2 separate regions of the Homo sapiens genome follow, and region 1 is linked to region 2. Evidence: chromatin loops called from intact Hi-C (ENCODE). Cell type or tissue: pancreas. All regions are shown on one strand. Links, peaks and the distances in the headings refer to the core of each region. The heading gives the core; the rest is flanking DNA.

Region 1 (8,799 bases), core at 1-8,000, 47 kb after region 2:
CCCTGGCCTGCTACGACTGCCCAGACGGCCTTGTCTGCCTTTCCCACATCAATGATCTCTGCAAGTGCTCCAGTAGCCGGCAGTACCTGCGGTGAGCATGGGCCTTTCTGGAGGAAGTGGGGCAAGAAGGAGGATGGAGAGCTGGGCCAGACATGCTCTTGCCTGCCCTCTTCCTCCAGGTATCGGTATACCTTGGATGAGCTTCCTGCCATGCTGCATAAGCTGAAGGTTCGGGCTGAGTCCTTTGACACCTGGGCCAACAAAGTGCGAGTGGCCCTGGAGGTGGAGGATGGGCGGAAGCGCAGTGAGTGATGGGGGGGATGGAGGGACTCCACAGGCAAGTTCTATTCCCTTTCTTCTGTACTCTGACCCCCTTCCTCTGCCTCTATTCAATACTGCCTACTCTTTGCTGCCCTCATTTTTCTTCCAGGCCTTGAAGAACTGAGGGCACTAGAGTCTGAAGCCCGTGAGCGGAGGTTTCCTAATAGTGAGCTGCTGCAGCAACTAAAGAACTGCCTGAGTGAGGCAGAGGCTTGCGTGTCCCGAGCTCTGGGACTGGTCAGCGGCCAGGAAGCTGGGTATGACAGCGTGAGGAGTTAGGGCACACATAAGGTGCTGAGGATCCAGCACCGAGGAAAAGTGCTGCAAGGGGTAGACTGTGAATACCATTTGGCAGAATGGACATCAGCAGGAAGCTGCCAGGCACAAGAGTGTGAGATGGCCTGGAAGGTGTTGGGGGGGACAAGGAGACCAGGCCACCTAAAAAGGAGAGGAGAGCCTCTGTGATAAGAAAGCTAGAAGTGTTTATTTTTTATCAGTACCTGGAAGTGGCCTGAGAGAGAGGCTGAGGGGTTTTGTGGGCAGGGAAGAGTTGTGGGAGGCTTACGGGTAAGAACAGGACAAAGATGTATAGACCTGATCCCTGCTAACACAGCTTTAGAGTTCACAGTAGAGGATGGATTGCAAAGTGTAGCTCTTATTACAACCCATTAGTTTCTAATTCTTTCCCCTCATAATATGAACATGCTCTATAATTTAAAACCTTCCCTCTAACCTGGGCAATTGGGGCAAATTTGAAATATGCGAGATCAAGGTGGACAGGTGTAGTGAGGAAAGGTGTTCAGTCTTAGCATAGACATGGAGGGAAGGCACTGAGTTTGGACCTGAAACCTCACATGTGATACTTCATAGCCCCCACAGGGTGGCTGGTCTACAGATGACCCTGACTGAGCTCCGGGCCTTTCTGGACCAGATGAACAACCTGCCTTGCGCCATGCACCAGATTGGGGATGTCAAGGTGAGGACGCTTGGAGTGCTGATGAGGGATCAAGGGGACCAGGGGACCTGAGCAGCAGGCCATGCTTGGCTCCTTTCAAAAGCTTAAAGTGTTCAGGCAAGACAGGACACACGTGTGAGAAAAGAACAGGTGGGAGGGGTGAGGCAAGGGTCTAGTGACTTGTCTGTTAGAAATGGGCCTTGAGGGTCAGGTGGCAAGGGTATGGGTATAGGATACAGAGTCCAGGTAAGGTTTCCTGGAGGAGGGGTAGAGGAGAAGGAGGTAACAGGGGTGCTTGTTGGGCTTGGAAAGTGGAGGGAAATTCATGAAGGTGGAGGAGGAGTGAGATGGAGAGGGCAACAGACCCCAGGGTGGTGAGCACAAGGGTTTATGTGAGGACTAATCATAGCAATTTTTAGGGCAGGGAGGTCTCTTGGTGCCCTGAGAACAGAGCCCTCTGAAAAGTTAAATAAAGCATAGATTAATAATTATTAGTTAATTAAGAATCTCTCAGGGTGGGGCCCAGGAATCTGCATTCTTAAATTCCCCAGGGCATTCTAATGAGCAGTCAGTGTTAGGAACCCCAACTGTCTTAGGGCTTGGAGAAGGAGAGCTCAGCCCATGTTAGGCTCCTTTGCCCCAAAAGCTTGGAGGGTAAGAAGATAGGTGGGACAAGGTTCCATCTGGTGGTGGAACCCCTCAGTGGGCCCAGCTGAGGAGTTTGTTCTTCATCCTGTGTCCTGGTAGGGTGTTCTGGAACAGGTGGAGGCCTACCAGGCTGAGGCTCGTGAGGCCCTGGCCTCACTGCCCTCCAGTCCAGGGCTACTGCAGTCCCTGTTGGAGAGGGGGCGGCAGCTGGGGGTGGAGGTGCCTGAGGCCCAGCAGCTCCAGCGGCAGGTGGAACAGGCGCGATGGCTGGATGAGGTGAAACGCACACTGGCCCCCTCAGCCCGAAGGGGCACCTTGGCTGTCATGCGAGGACTGTTGGTCGCGGGTGCCAGTGTAGCCCCTAGCCCTGCTGTGGATAAAGCCCAGGCCGAGCTGCAGGAACTGCTGACCATTGCTGAACGCTGGGAGGAGAAAGCCCACCTCTGCCTGGAGGCCAGGTAGGTCCAGCTGCTGCTTCCCTTCCCTGCCCTATTCCAAACATCAAAGTTGAGTGGAGACCCAGAAGAGGATGCCCATGGGTGGCCTTAGGTATCACGCTCCTGTGTTACTGTATTGACTCTCCCCTCTTTTGTTGTCTATCTTGTCGTTTTTTTAAAAAACAACTCTGTATACTTAAAGGCAAAGAGAGGCTGATGGAGAAGCAGAAATGGACAGATAGAGATTATCTAGAAGACTAGCCCTACAGGCTAATGTGCGCATACCCAGAAGCACAAGTGACAGGCAGATGGGCAGATGTTGGTAGAAAGACCCCACACAGGGCAGTTGACAAACTGCAGCAACAGATTACACAATACAGGTTGTATATGTAGGCATTGCTAGCAGGCCAGCAGACTGGCAGACAAACAGAGGTGCAAGAGCTGTGGCAGAAGGGATGAAGTTGGGTGCATGCAGTCTTGGGGAAGCAGGGACTGGCAGCTACCCTTAGGTGGAATACAAGCAAGTAGGCCCAAGTGACAGCAGGAATAACAGACACCCAAGGGGCCCATGCAGATATATCTGGTGGTCAGGCTGGGCTTCTGGTCAGGCAGACCACATCAGACTGAGCGTTCTTTTTTTCCTTACCTTTAGGCAGAAGCATCCACCAGCCACACTTGAGGCCATAATCCGTGAAGCGGAAAACATCCCTGTTCACCTGCCCAACATCCAGGCTCTCAAGGAGGCTCTTGCTAAGGCCCGGGCCTGGATTGCTGATGTTGATGAGATCCAAGTGAGGACCCTGCCACTCCCACCCCAGGCCTTCAGTCCAGCTGGGAAGAGATGGCATATACACTGGGATGTGCTGGGTTGCTGGGATGGGTTGGGTTGGCTGGAGAGAGGAAGGGGGCATGGCATGTAGTCAGGAGGCAAGATGTGCCTGATGAGCAGGGTGAGAGGAAGAGTGTGAGGCTGGCCTGAAGGAAGAGAGGGCACTGGTTAGGATGAGATTGGTGGGCCAGGGAAGCAGGTGGTATGGGACTGAGCAGGGCAGGGGCATGGAGGAGAGGAGAAGAGGCAAACCACAACAGAAGGCTGACTAGATATTTGGGGCTGAGCCAGTCAGTAGATGCCGGTGTTGTGGGAGAGAGCCAAGTGGTTGTTCCTTAGGATGACACCTATTTTTTTAATCCCTCAAGACTGAGCCCAGTTCATCTTTCCAGCTCAGGGCCAGGCACAGAGTAAGCATCAATAGCATTGGCAAGTTGAACTGAGCTGTCTCTCGCCCTTGGCCTTAGAATGGTGACCACTACCCCTGCCTGGATGACTTGGAGGGCCTAGTAGCTGTGGGCCGGGACCTACCTGTGGGGCTGGAGGAGCTGAGACAGCTAGAGCTACAGGTACTGACAGCGCACTCCTGGAGGGAGAAGGCCTCCAAGACCTTCCTCAAGAAAAATTCTTGCTACACGCTGCTGGAGGTGAGGCCTGGGACCTTGACCTACAGCGTCTCTTAACGCCTGCCCTGGCTTCTGTGAGATGGCTCATGAGATAACATGGGTTTTGTAGGGGCACCAGGGAGGGAAGGAGGCGGGGGATGTAAGGGAAGCCCAGTCATTCCCTCTCTTGTCTGCCTGCCCCAGGTTCTCTGCCCATGTGCAGATGCCGGCTCAGACAGCACCAAGCGCAGCCGGTGGATGGAGAAGGAGCTGGGGTTGTACAAATCTGACACAGAGCTGCTGGGGCTGTCTGCGCAGGACCTCAGGGACCCAGGCTCTGTGGTAAGGAGCTTCGACACAGATGGGGAGAAGGGCTTGGTGATGATAGAGTGTCTGAGCTGGGTGGCCATGAGCAGACCGCTTGTCCCCTGAGCCTCAGTTCTCCTGGTTTGGGAGTGGGGGTGTTAAGGGGGGGCCCAGAGAAGGGAAGGGGTAGGCTGCTGACCCACTTTGCTCCTGTCCTGGGTATGGCAGATCGTGGCCTTCAAGGAGGGGGAACAGAAGGAGAAGGAGGGTATCCTGCAGCTGCGTCGCACCAATTCGGCCAAGCCCAGTCCACTGGCATCATCGAGCACGGCCTCCTCTACAACCTCTATCTGTGTGTGTGGGCAGGTGCTGGCTGGGGCGGGAGCTCTGCAGTGTGACCTGTGTCAGGACTGGTTCCATGGGCGGTGTGTGTCAGTGCCTCGCCTCCTCAGCTCTCCGAGGCCCAATCCCACCTCATCCCCACTGCTGGCCTGGTGGGAATGGGACACCAAATTCCTGTGTCCACTGTGTATGCGCTCAAGGCGCCCGCGCCTGGAGACCATCCTGGCACTGCTGGTAGCCCTGCAGAGACTGCCTGTGCGGCTGCCCGAGGGCGAGGCCCTGCAGTGCCTCACAGAGAGGGCCATCAGCTGGCAAGGCCGCGCCAGGCAGGCTCTGGCCTCTGAAGATGTGACTGCTCTTTTGGGACGGCTGGCTGAGCTCCGCCAACGGCTACAGGCTGAACCTAGACCTGAGGAGCCTCCTAACTACCCTGCAGCCCCTGCTTCTGACCCCCTCAGAGAGGGCAGTGGCAAGGATATGCCTAAGGTGAGCTACTCAGCCCAGCTCTTGTCCTCAGATTCTTGTCTCCTAGCCCCTACCCCAGTTTAGGCTCGGCCCTGCCCCTTGTTCTCCAATTTTCAGTTTTCTTTGGACCAGCCTTCCTACTCCATTCTGCATCTGTCCAGATTCCTAGACTCTGCTCCCTGCTGGCAGCCTGTGTCTTCCCTCCTCCTCCAGAAGGCGGAGGGTCTCAAGTTTGGGGTTGGCGGAGGAGGAATAGGGCCTGGTTCTTCACTTCAGTTGCCCCTACCTATTCTTGCTCTCCTCCGCAGGTCCAGGGCTTACTGGAGAATGGAGACAGTGTGACCAGTCCTGAGAAGGTAGCCCCGGAGGAGGGCTCAGGTAAGAGAGGTAGGTCTAGGTGTGGTGTGGGTAGGCTGTTGACTGCACATCACCATAGTGACCCATGTAGTCCTCAGCTCTGTTGTAGTGGTGGGGATAAGACCAAGGGCAGCCTCTAATGCCGCTTGTTCCTGCAACCTCCTAGATCTGGAGCTGCTGTCCTCGCTGTTGCCACAGTTGACTGGCCCTGTGTTGGAACTGCCTGAGGCAACCCGGGCCCCCTTGGAGGAGCTCATGATGGAGGGGGACCTGCTCGAGGTGACCCTGGATGAGAACCACAGCATATGGCAGCTGCTGCAGGCTGGACAGCCCCCAGACCTGGAGAGGATCCGCACACTTCTGGAGGTGAGGAGAGGGGTCATGGGCCGGGCCAGGAGGTCAGGCCGAGTAGGGAGCCCAGGCCTGACCACTGGCCCACAACCTGTCTTTCTGCCTGTCTGTAATCACAGCTGGAGAAGGCAGAGCGTCACGGGAGTCGGGCTCGGGGCCGGGCCCTGGAGAGGCGGCGGCGGCGGAAGGTGGATCGGGGTGGGGAGGGCGATGACCCAGCCCGAGAGGAGCTAGAGCCAAAGAGGGTACGGAGCTCAGGGCCAGAGGCTGAGGAGGTCCAGGAGGAGGAAGAGCTGGAGGAGGAGACTGGGGGTGAGGGCCCCCCTGCACCCATCCCCACCACTGGCAGCCCCAGCACCCAGGAGAACCAGAATGGCTTGGAACCGGCGGAAGGGACCACTTCAGGCCCCTCGGCCCCTTTCTCCACTCTGACTCCCCGGCTGCATCTGCCCTGCCCACAGCAGCCGCCTCAGCAACAGTTGTGACAGTGGCTGAGCCTAGCACAGACCCTGACAGAGACCCCCCTCGGCCTCAAGGATCCTCTTTCTGACCATCAAGCCTGCTTCTTGGGGGGTGGGCGGGTAGGGGGGTGGCCATCCCTGCTACCCGCCCACCCCTGAGTCCCTTGACTTTTGTATTCTGACTCCAAGGTATTGTTCAGACCTCAGCTCCTGGGGGCCGGCCCCTGGAGTCTTCCCTCCCTGGTAGCCTCTAACCAGCATTCCCAGACACCTGAGGCAGATAGATGGATGGGCTGGTGGGCAGGGGGGTGGCTGGGGCTGGGCCATCACCATTCCAGAGACAAGGCCAGTGTATATGCAAACTGGGGGACTCTCCTCCCTTCTCTCCCCAGTTCTGGTCCTGGCCAGGCCATGCTACACTAACCCCTGCCCCCACTCTCCTCCCCTCTTTTCCTTCCTTCCTACCCCCTTCTCCCTCTCCCTTCCCCTGACTGTTCCACCCAGGAGGAGGAAACTTCACATAGCCGTGCTCACAGTTTTTTATTTTAAAGGAATTTGGCTGGGGAGCTGAACAGGGCTCCCTGTGATCTGAAGAAAGCTTTTGGTGCTTGTCCTCACAACCACCTCAGTCCTCCCTCCCTGTCCTCCCCTGTCTCCTTTCCTCCTCCTGGGTTCATGTTGTAATAAAAGAAGATTGTTGGTGTGTAATTAATTTGTTCAAAAGAAAAAAAAAAGCAAAACAAGAAACTTGGTTCCAACTGAAGCCTATTTTAATTTTATTTTATTATTTTCCTCTTGTTAGAAATAAAACCCTTAGAAACATTTTTTGGAAACATGTTTCTGAAGTGCATTTCTCTTAGACGGGGAAGACAGTGCTTCCATCACCAGTCAGTGGAGCAGCTGTAGTGCTGGCAGGAGCACTAGGGCTGAAGCCAGGGAGCTCTGGGTTCTGAAATCAAGTTCCACCAGCTTCTTAACCTTGGGCAAGACATTCTGATCCTCCCCCGACTCTAACCCCAAGCCACTTTCCCTCAAGTCCAAACAGATGGGCTCGGGCCCCCTCACCCAAACTCCTACACTACAACCTCCCCCAGTTGATGCCCTCCAGTTTATCCTCCTCAAGCTCCCAAAGGGATTTTTTTGTTAATGGCTTTATTGAGATATAATTTACATACTATAAAATTCACTTGTTTGAAATGTACAATTCAGTGATTTGGGGGGTTTCTAAAGTGTAGATCTGATTATATACTGCTTAAAACCTTCCATGATGCTTTATTGCCCTTAAGATTATACATAGAATCTCGTTCTTCCTAGAATGTTTTCCTGTCTAACCCATCTACTGCATAATTCCCTGATTTTTCTCCACAGGTTATGCCCCTGATGAATGGGGACTAAAGCTCAGATGTGTGGTCATTTGCAACCCCTGAGTTCACTTTTTTAAGACAGCTTATTGATATATATAATGTACATACCATACAGTCACCCACTTAAAAGTATACAATTAAATAGCTTTTAGTATATTCAGAGTTGTGCAGCCATCATTCGAAAAAAAATTTCAGAACATTTTCATCACTGCAGAAAGAAACTCCATATCCCTTAGGCGTCCTTTACCCCTCATCCCATTTGCCTATTCTGGACATTTTACATAAATGGAATCGTATAATATGTGATCCTTTGTGTCTAGCTTCTTTCACTTAGCAAAGTGGTTTCAAGCCCATTAATGGTCCCATAGTAGTTGGAAAGATCTCTCTTCTGAGTCCCAAAGTCTTTAAGATGAGGGTGCTGGACTAAATCAGGGACCATCAACAGATTGTTTACATGTTTTTGTGGGTGTTTGCATGCATGTGTTTTTCTGACAAGAAGACTAACCAGCTTGTATCAGATTCATAAAGGGATCCTTGACCCTCCAAAGGCTAAGAACCATTCTTTGTGGTCTTGAGTGTTCTGTGTTTGGAGTCTGCCCATGATACGAGGATACAAAGGAGGAAGCAAGAGTATGGAAGCCCTAAGCCAGTCAGCTTCCTATCATGCCTGCCTCAAGGGCTTTCCGTCCTCTCAAGGGGCTGTGAGGAGGCTAAAGGCTGGGTCCTGATCCCTAGCCCAGGAGCTTAGCACACTGCCACTCTTATTTTGCTTTCTCATCTGAACGTTCATGGGTTTCATTCCCCCTTCCCAATATTTGCAGCTGATAGGAACCTAGTGGTAAATAAGAAAGCCCGCCCTCTTCTGGCAGCTTTGATTGGTGGGAAGGTCTGGCTCAGCCCTGCTTCATCTAGTCTTCCAGTTGGGACCCTAGGCTATACAAGTAAGGAGAGAGAGAGGAGTCCGTGGACAACCCTGCCGGGTCCAGCTTGACCCCAGGTCTCAGTCTAGGGGAAAAGGCTGACCTTTTGGCTGGAATTGATCATGAAAAGGGGGTTGGAGGAGCTGACAGGAGAGATGAGTGTGAGAGCTGGGATGGGCAGGAAGGGGCTCAATCTCAGCACTTAACTACCACTGCCAAGGCAGTCAGCCACAGGAAGTGTCCAGACAGGAGAGGAAGAGATGGTGCCTACAACCTGAAGCAACTCCCAGGTTAGAGAACTGCTTGGCCCAGGACGGAGGCCTCCCTGGTATAGGCCCATCCTTCACCAGTTTTCAGACAGCCTTTACCATGTTGGCACGTCTGTGTCCCATCCCTCACACACTCCTTCACAGCAGACATGCATTCCATGAACTCTGC
Region 2 (8,624 bases), core at 625-8,624:
CTGACTCTTACAAGGCTTTACTCTGATTCATTCATTCATTCATTCAGTAATTCACTTGTCCTTTCCTCGCTCCTTCTTTCCCTCTCTTATTTATGCCCATGAGGACTCATTTAATTATTTTAGGTACCTTTTCCTCTATTCATGCATTCATTTATCACTCGACCAAACAACCAGCCAGCCAGTCAACACTTAGCGCTTAGTGTGTGCCAAGCCCCATGATGGGTGCCAAGGACAATGGAGGGGAATCTGCCATACTCCCTGTTCTGAGAGAGCTCCCTGTGTGTGGGAGAGGCTGACTTGTAGCACCCAGATAACTAACATAAGACAGAAAGTGAACAGTGACATCAGAGAGGCCAAAAGTGCAGTCAGAGCTCAAAGGAGGGAGAGCCCACCTCTAGCTAGCTTCCTGGAGGAGGTAGTATTTTTATTTTAAGGTGGGTCTTGAAGGCATGGAGAAGGTGACACAATAGAGATAGAGGAGGGCTTACCTAGCAATGAGAATACCAAAGGCGCAGAGGCAGGAACATTTATTTTCTTTAGGGAACAATTGAGGGCTGGGTACGTTGGCTCACACCTGTAATCCCAGCACTTTGTGAGGCTGAGGCAGGTGGATCCCATGAGGCCAGGAGTTCCAGACCAGCCTGGCCAACATGGGGAAACCCCATCTCTACTAAAAATACAAAAATTAGCAGGCATGGTGGTGCACACCTGTAATCCCAGCCACTCAGGAGGCTGAGGCAGGAGAATTACTTGAACCTGGGAGGTAGAGGTTGCAGTGAGCTAAGATCGCACCACTGCACTCCAGCCTGAGTGACAGAGCAAGACTCTGTCTTGAAAAAAAAAAAAAAAAAAAAAGAACAATTGAGATGAGGTCATTGATGGGTTGGGAAGGTCCCAATATATGAGGTTCCAATATATGGAACCAATATATGAGGGCCTTGAATGCCAGATGAAAGGTGTCACCTTGCTCTTTTTGCTTATTCTACTGATGTCGAGCCCTGCCTATCACCAAAGAGCAGCTACTAAAAATGGTACAGATGTTAAGATTATTTAAGCAGAAAAGAAAGAGGGAAATAGAGTCAAAGAAAAAAAGCAAACTGAACACAAGACAAATTGGCTGCCCATCAGGTTTGTGCCGCTGTGGCTGCTCTGGTAAGAAAGTCAGTGCGATGTAGTATGTTCCTTTAGCACCTGTCCAAGGAGGAGATGTGACATTTCCAAGGAAGAAAACATTTTTTTTGTTTTCTGTTTTTTTATTTTATTTGTTTTTTTTTTTTTTATTTTTAGAGACAGGGTCTCACTCTCTCACCCAGGCTGGATTGCAGTGGTGCTAGCAGAGCTCACTGCAGCCTTGAACTCCTGGGCTCAAGCGATCCTCCCACCTCAGCCTCCTAAGTAGCTGGGACTATAGGCGCGTGCCACCATGCCCAACTAATTTCTAAATTTTTTGTAGAGACAGGGTCTTGCTAGGTTGCCCAGGCTGGTCTCAAACTCCTTGCCTCAACTCGGCCTCCCAAAGTGCTGGGATTACAGGTGTGAGCCTCCACGTCCTGCCCAGAAAACATTTTCTCTAGTAGAGGATTTAGAGAGAAGAGTGAGTGGGTTTCACTCAGCAATCAGAAGTGGAGAAGGATGGTGAACATGGGAGGAGGGAGTTAGATCAGAGGCCATTTGGAGCTGTCTCCTAGAATTTTGCCATCATTCATTCATCCATTCTTTTTCCCTCTCTCTCTCAATATATGTGTGTGTGTGTGTGGGTGTGTGTGTGTGTATGTGTAACTTCCCCCTCTAATTATTAAATAAATAAGCAAATAAATGAAGGTAATACATACTTTATTTCAGAAATGTTGGAAGATTCAGAAAATTAGAAAATTTCTTTTTATCACCCAAAATGTGCCCCCTAGAGGCAATCATAGTTAATGTTTTGGTGCGTTCTAATCTTTTCCCCCATGCATATGTAACTTTTTATATAGTTCAGATCATACCACACATGCAATTTATCTTACTCTTTTCCCATAATTTGCTACTGTAATTTTCTCATGCTATTGAAATGTTTTTGTAAATGTCAAGTTTTTAATAGCTGTGCATTATCTTATTAAATGGATATACTATCCTCTATTGTTAAAATTTAGGTTGTTTCAAATTGTCCCCATAAGTAACACTTAGTGAGTTTTTTTTTTTTTTTTTTGAGACAGGGTCTTGCTCTGTTGCCTAGGCTGGAGTGCAGTGGTGCAATCATGGTTCACTGCAACCTCCTCCTCCCAGGCTCAAGCTATTATCCCACTTCAGCCTCCCAAGTAGCTGGGGCCACAGGTGTGTGCCACCACACCCAGCTAATTTTTGTATTTTTTGTAGAGATGGGATTTTGCCATGTTGCCCAGGTTGGCTCTCGAATTCCTGGGCTCGAGCGATCCACCTGCCTCAGCCTCCCAAAGTGCTGGGATTATACCACGCCTGCCCTAGCATTCTTTTTTTTCTTTTTCTTTTTTTTTTTTTTGAGACAGAGTCTCAATCTTGTTGCTCAGGCTGGAGTGCAGTGGCGCGATCTTGGCTCACTACAGCCTCTGCCTCCCGGGTTCAAGCAATTCTGCCTCAGCCTCCCGAGTACCTGGGACTACAGGCACATGGTGCCATGCCTGGCTAATTTTTTGTATTTTTAGTACAGATGAGGTTTCACCATGTTGGCCAGGATGGTCTTGATCTCCTGACCTCGTGATCCACCTGCCTCGGCCTCCCAAAGTGCTGGGAGTACAGGCGTGAGCCACCATGCCCCGCCTGCACTAGCATTCTTGCACATACCTCTTGCACATATTTCTGAGTAGTTCCTTAGGGTAGATTCCTAGAAGAGAATCACTGGGTACAAACATTTAGGTTCTTGCCAAATTACCTTCCAAAAGAGTTATGTTACCATACATGCCCACTTCCCTGCACTCTTCCTAGCACTGGATTTCATTTTAAATTATTTTTGCTAATTAGGAAGGCAAACAATAGTATCTGATTGTTTTAATTACAGTGTATTCTGAGTTGTTGAGAAAAAATTCCCCACTCTGGGGAAGATAGCAACTGGCTGTTGTACTGAAGGACACCCTCCCTGCCCCAATCCTGGCTAAGGGGCCGAGGGTACCCATTGACCCTCAGTCCTGACTATCGTGGCCCGTGCCTGGGTGTGGGGGTGGTGGAGCACCCCTACCACCCAGTGCCCATAATTATGTGACATATCCCTGTGTTACTCCCTCCCCCAGGGGTTGACAATGGTGAAGACATCCCCCGAGACCTCCTGGTGGGCATCTACCAGCGCATCCAGGGGCGTGAACTGCGGACCAACGATGACCATGTGTCCCAGGTGCAGGCTGTGGAGCGCATGATTGTTGGAAAGAAACCAGTAAGTGCCTTGGGAGGCTGCAGAGGGGCCAGGGTTCAGGTCTGCCTCTGCCACTAAGTGGTAAGTCACTGCACCTCCCTGAGCCCCAGGTGCCCTTTACCTGCAATACAGAGTGGGTGATAATGCATTCCTCAGAAGGCTGTGGTGCAGAGTGAATGCATCGAGCACATTCCAAGGCCCATAGTGGGTACTATATAAATATTAGCATCCTTTTCACCTCCGGCTTTGCCTGTCCATCCTAAGTGAAGAGCCAAGCTAATGGTTAGCAGAAAACCAAAGTAAGAACACACTTTAGGCCAGGTACAATGGCTTGTGCCTGTAATCCCAGCACTTTGGGAGGCCGAGGTGGGTGGATCACCTCAGGTCAGGAGTTCCAGACCAGCCTGGCTATCATGGCAAAACCCTGTCTCTACTAAAAATACAAAAATTAGCTGCGGGCGTGATGGTGCATGCCTGGAGTTCCAGCTACTCAGGAGGCTGAGGCAGGAGAATTGCTTGAACCCGGGAGGCGGAGGTTGCAGTGAGCTGAGATCGTGCCAACGCACTCCAGCCTGGGGCCACAGAGCAAGACTCCGTCTCAAAAAAAGAAAAAAAAAAAGAAAACGCTTTAGCCAACAAACATTTGTGGATGCCTTTCCACTGAGCCCAGCATTTGCTGGGCACCAGAGTTGGTGCTGGGCATTCATAGATATGAATCAGACGTGTTCTCTATCCTTGGGGGCACTCACAGACCAGTCGGGGTGTGAAACAAAGACACATATAATACTTCTGCTTTATGGTCCAGTTTAGGAGAGGAGAAAGGAGAGAGAGACCATTTTCAGCCTGGAGAAATCAGGGAAGGCTTCTTGGAAGAGATCATTTTGGGATTGAATTTTTTTTTTTTTTTTTTTTTTTTTTTGACATGGAGTTTCACTCTGTCACTCAGGCTGGAGTGGAGTGGCATGATCTCGGCTCATTGCAACCTCTACCTCCTGGGTTCAAACGATTCTCCTGCCTCAGCCTCCTGAGTACCTGGGATTGCAGGCGCCCACCACCACACCCAGCTAATTTTTGTGTTTTTAGTAGAGACGGGGTTTCACCATGTTGGCCAGGCTGATCTCGAACTCCTGACCTCAAGTGATCCGCTCGCCTCGGCCTCCCAAAGTGCTGGGATTACAGGCGTGAGCCACTGCGCCCGGCCGGGATGGAAATTTGAAAGGGAGTTGAAATATGACCATGCAGAGCTGGGCAAGAAAGACATTCCAGACAGAAGGGCAAAGGCAAGGTAGCAGATAAGTTTAGGTCTTAGTTGCTGATACCCCTTGTGTCAGAGTGACACACATGTATGAGTGGTAAACTTCTTGCGGTTGAAAGTTAAGGTGCCAGGAGGCCTGAAGCTGATGGGCTGGCCTTGCTGACACCTGTTTCTTCATGCCTGTCTAGGTCCTGTCTCTCCCTCACCGTCGACTGGTTTGCTGCTGCCAGCTCTACGAGGTGCCAGATCCAAACCGCCCCCAGAGGCTAGGGTTGCATCAGCGGGAGGTCTTCCTCTTCAATGATCTCCTTGTGGTATGAGCACTGTGGGGGAGGAGATGGGAGGGAGAGAGTGAGCTTGACACCTAAGTCTGGTGTGAACCATATTGATGTAGGTGTGTGGTGTGTGGAGTGTGGCGGGCGAGGTGTTCTGCCATGCCATCTGCATGGTCTCAGGCAAGGCCCAGGCCTTCTCTGCCCCTCCTTTTCCTCACAGATGCATTTGGAGGTAGTAACAGACACACAGGGACAGAAAATATGAGGACCAAAGGAGATGACAGACTTACAACCTGGGAAGTGGTAGGAAATATCCCTGTCCACCTCAATAGCCCATAGGGTTGTGTGAAGAGGGGTGAACCTGCGACCCCCCAGGTCAGTCTGGAAATCTTCAGTAATCAAGATGCTTGAAGTGGGCTCGGCACTGTGGCTCACACCTATAGTCCCAGAACTTTGGGAGGCCAGGGCAGTTTGAATCACTTGAGCCCAGGAGTTTTGAGACCAGCTTGGGCAACATGTCGAAACCCTGTCTCCACAAAAAATACAAAAATTAGCCGGGCATGGTGGTGTGCACCTGTAGTCCCAGCTACTTGGGAGGCTGAGTCGGGAGGATCACTTGAGCCCAGGAGGCAGAGGTTGCAGTGTGCTGTGATCGCACCACTGCATTCCAACCTGGGCAACAGAGCCAGACCCTGCCTCAAAAATAAATAAATAAATAATAAAAACAAAATTTAAAAAAGATGCTTGGGCCAGGCACGGTGGCTCATGCCTGTAATCCCAGCACTTTGGGAGGCCGAGGTGGGTGGATCACCTGAGGTCAGGAGTTCAAGACCAGCCTGGCCAACATGGAGAAACCTCGTCTCTACTAAAAATATAAGAAATTAGCTGGGCGCAGTGGCGCATGCCTGTAGTCCCAGCTACTGGGGAGGCCAAGGCAGGAGAATCGCTTGAACCCAGGAGGCGGAGGTTGCAGTGAGCTGAGATCGCTCCATTGCACTCCAGCCTGGGCGACAAGTGAAACTCTGTCTCAAAAAAAAAAAAAAAAAAAGATGCTTGAAGTGATTCTTCAAACTGAGCTCATTACAAGTAGAGATGTTTGTCTTTTAGGGATGGGACTCTTAGGACTTTGCAGGTTGGAAGGGACTTTCAGGGTCCAGCTTCCTAGATGGCCCACTGGATGTATGACTGCAGGGACAGAAAGCCGCCTTCCTCTAAGGCAGCCAGTTGCCTTGTTAGGCAGCTCTGACTGCTAGAATTTGTCTCCCTGTGGGTTTCTTCCAGCCATCTGCACTCAACCCTTGGCATCACAAAGAACAAGTGTTGTACCTCTGCTCCAAGACAGCTCTCCAGGGATTTGAGGACTCTCTTGATCCTGTTCTCCCTGTGGTCTTCTCTCCTTTAGAGCAGGGTTTCTCAGTCTCATCACTGTTGACATTTGGGGCTGGATAATTCTTTGCGGGGACTGTCCTGTGCACTGTAGGATGTTTAGCAGCACCCTGGTCTCTACCTACTAGGTGCTAGTAGCAACCCTTCAACCAAAAATGTCTCCAGATGTTGCTCCGTGTCCTCTGGGGGCAATATCACCCCCAGTTGAGCATTGCTGCTTTAGCCGAAGTATTTCCATGCTCCCTCTGAGCCTTAGTTTCCTCCTCTGTGAAATGGAACTAACCCCTACTTCACAGGATTGTCATGAGGATGAAATGAAATAAGAGGTTATATGTGGAATCTGCCCTACCCCAGGGAGTACCTGGCCCACACAGTCAATGTGTAGACATCCCTCAGGTACTGAAACTGGTGTATGTCCAGCTCTATGCTAGGCACTGGGTATGCCAGGATGAATCAGACTTAGTCCCTGTTCTCAGGGAGCTCACAGCCCAAAGGACCTAAAAAAGTGCTTTGCGTCATTGTGCCATCCTGAAATCAAAACATTTCCTTTTACGAGCCACTTGCAGACCGCCTGAGGTGTTTGCAGCCTGTGTTAGTTGAGTCCAGAGTGCCCAAGTACTCGACAAAGATATTGGGTTGTTGAGAGGAAGACTTATTAACTCTCTACATGGGTTCAGCAGAGATTGCCATTAAGTGCAGGCTCTGGTAAGGCCTGGTGACAGAACCCGACAACCAGACTCCTGCCCTCCAGTCCAGCAGGGGGCGATCACACACTCAGAGGACTAGCATAGTGCCTGACAAGGGAAAGGCACTGAATCACCATTCTGGAGCTCAGAAAAGGGGTTTACAAATCTCTGTGGGATGTTGGAGCAGGCTTCCTGGAGGAAGCAGGATTCAGTTAGTTTCTGGAAATGTGGTAAATGTCTGTGGTGCGTGGTCATTACATCAGGAACTTGCGTTTTCTTCCATGTCTCCCATTCTGTCCCTCAAGCTTCCATTCTCCCCAGCTTGTGGGCATGTGTGTTTGTGTGTGTGTGTCTGTTAATGGGGTGGGAGGGGAGGGTGGTTACCAGAAATAGGTGCCACGTGGAAATCCCCCACCCAAAGCGCTGCCTCTTGTCTTTTTCCCACCCCTGCCAAAGGTCACCAAAATTTTCCAGAAGAAGAAGATCTTGGTGACGTACAGTTTCCGTCAGTCTTTCCCCCTCGTGGAAATGCACATGCAGCTCTTCCAGAATTCATGTGAGTCCCTTCTTGGATCCCAGCTCCTGAGAGTCTATGTCATGGCCCCCATGCTCACCCGTCATCTATACCAGCTCCAGTTTTCGGAGTCCCTTACAACCGGACTAAGGGTCTCCAAAGCACCTACTTGGTCCCAGGATGAGGGGCAGGCCAGGGTGGAGTATGACTTGGGTCTAGCCCCTGGTTAGCTCATGGTCTTGCAGAGAACCACAGTGCATGTGTTCTCTGGTGGGCCAAAGAGACGGTGATCATGCTGTGCTCTGAAGGATGAACCAGGAGGAGCTTTGTTGCGTGGTATTCCTGGCAGCAGAAGCAATGTGAGTTGAGGCAGAGGTGAGAAGGAAAGGGTTTCGAGAGAGCAGTGCATAGTTGTGTGCCTTTACATCCTGCAGTACAGGGAGTAAGAGGGCCACAGCTACCAGGAGTTTGAGGGCTTTGGGGCAAAGGGGAGCTGCTAAACATGCTCAAGCAGAGAAGAGGCATGATCAGAGTTAGACAGTAGAAAAATTATTTCATGGGCTAGGCATGGTGGCTCACACCTGTAATCCCAGCACTTTGGGAGGCCAAGGCAAGAGGATCGCTTGAGCCCAGGAATTCGAAACCAGCCTGGGCAACATAGTGAGACCCCATCTCTACTGAAAATAAAAAAAAATCTGCGCATGTGGTGCGTGCCCATGGTCCCAGCTACCCAGGAGGCTGAGGCAGAAGGATCACTTGAGCCCAGGAGTTCAAGGCTGCAGTGAGCCATGATGGCACCACTGCACTCCAGCCTGGGTGACAGAGAGATGTTGTCTCAGAAAAAAAAGAGCAGAAAAGAAAAATTATTTTATGTATGAGCCACCTTGCACCAGTCCCAACAGAGGTGCCCAGTCTCCCCTTTCTCCACAGATTACCAGTTTGGGATCAAGTTGCTGTCTGCAGTACCTGGTGGGGAGCGAAAAGTCCTCATCATCTTCAATGCCCCCAGCCTCCAGGACCGGCTGCGCTTTACATCCGACCTGCGCGAGTCCATTGCGGAGGTGCAGGAGATGGAGAAATACCGTGTGGAGTGTGAGTAGCCCAGCCATGTCTCCTCCCTGCTCTCCTGAAACAGTACCCTGCAGAA

The links. Hi-C counts contacts between places; a loop is a spot of excess contacts. Peaks named below come from ENCODE experiments on the same cell type or tissue, not always from the same donor. Only the 100,000 strongest peaks of a DNase experiment are listed, where the experiment ranks them.
Region 1: it touches region 2 in a loop (6-fold over the local background); 2 of 110 quality-filtered maps call a loop at or near these places.

Annotation. Positions count from the first base shown.
Region 1 is chrX:53,190,269-53,199,067 of GRCh38, reverse strand. It overlaps KDM5C (lysine demethylase 5C), which reads left to right. Exons shown (of 26, transcript NM_004187.5): 15 at 1-91; 16 at 180-304; 17 at 431-578; 18 at 1,192-1,297; 19 at 2,024-2,382; 20 at 3,014-3,152; 21 at 3,658-3,837; 22 at 4,000-4,137; 23 at 4,330-4,929; 24 at 5,217-5,295; 25 at 5,432-5,631; 26 at 5,736-6,910. The coding sequence ends at 6,101. It overlaps MIR6895 (microRNA 6895), which reads left to right and starts at 3,580; the gene lies at 3,580-3,657. It overlaps MIR6894 (microRNA 6894), which reads left to right and starts at 123; the gene lies at 123-179. In pancreas, for the core only: no CTCF peak of the experiment used is centred there; DNase peaks (open chromatin) are centred at 2,216 and 4,605.
Region 2 is chrX:53,238,090-53,246,713 of GRCh38, reverse strand. It overlaps IQSEC2 (IQ motif and Sec7 domain ArfGEF 2), which reads left to right. Exons shown (of 15, transcript NM_001111125.3): 9 at 3,243-3,382; 10 at 4,805-4,930; 11 at 7,420-7,519; 12 at 8,408-8,569. Among named protein-coding and RNA genes, the nearest start is that of KDM5C, 17 kb to the right of the region's middle. In pancreas, for the core only: no CTCF peak of the experiment used is centred there; no DNase peak of the experiment used is centred there.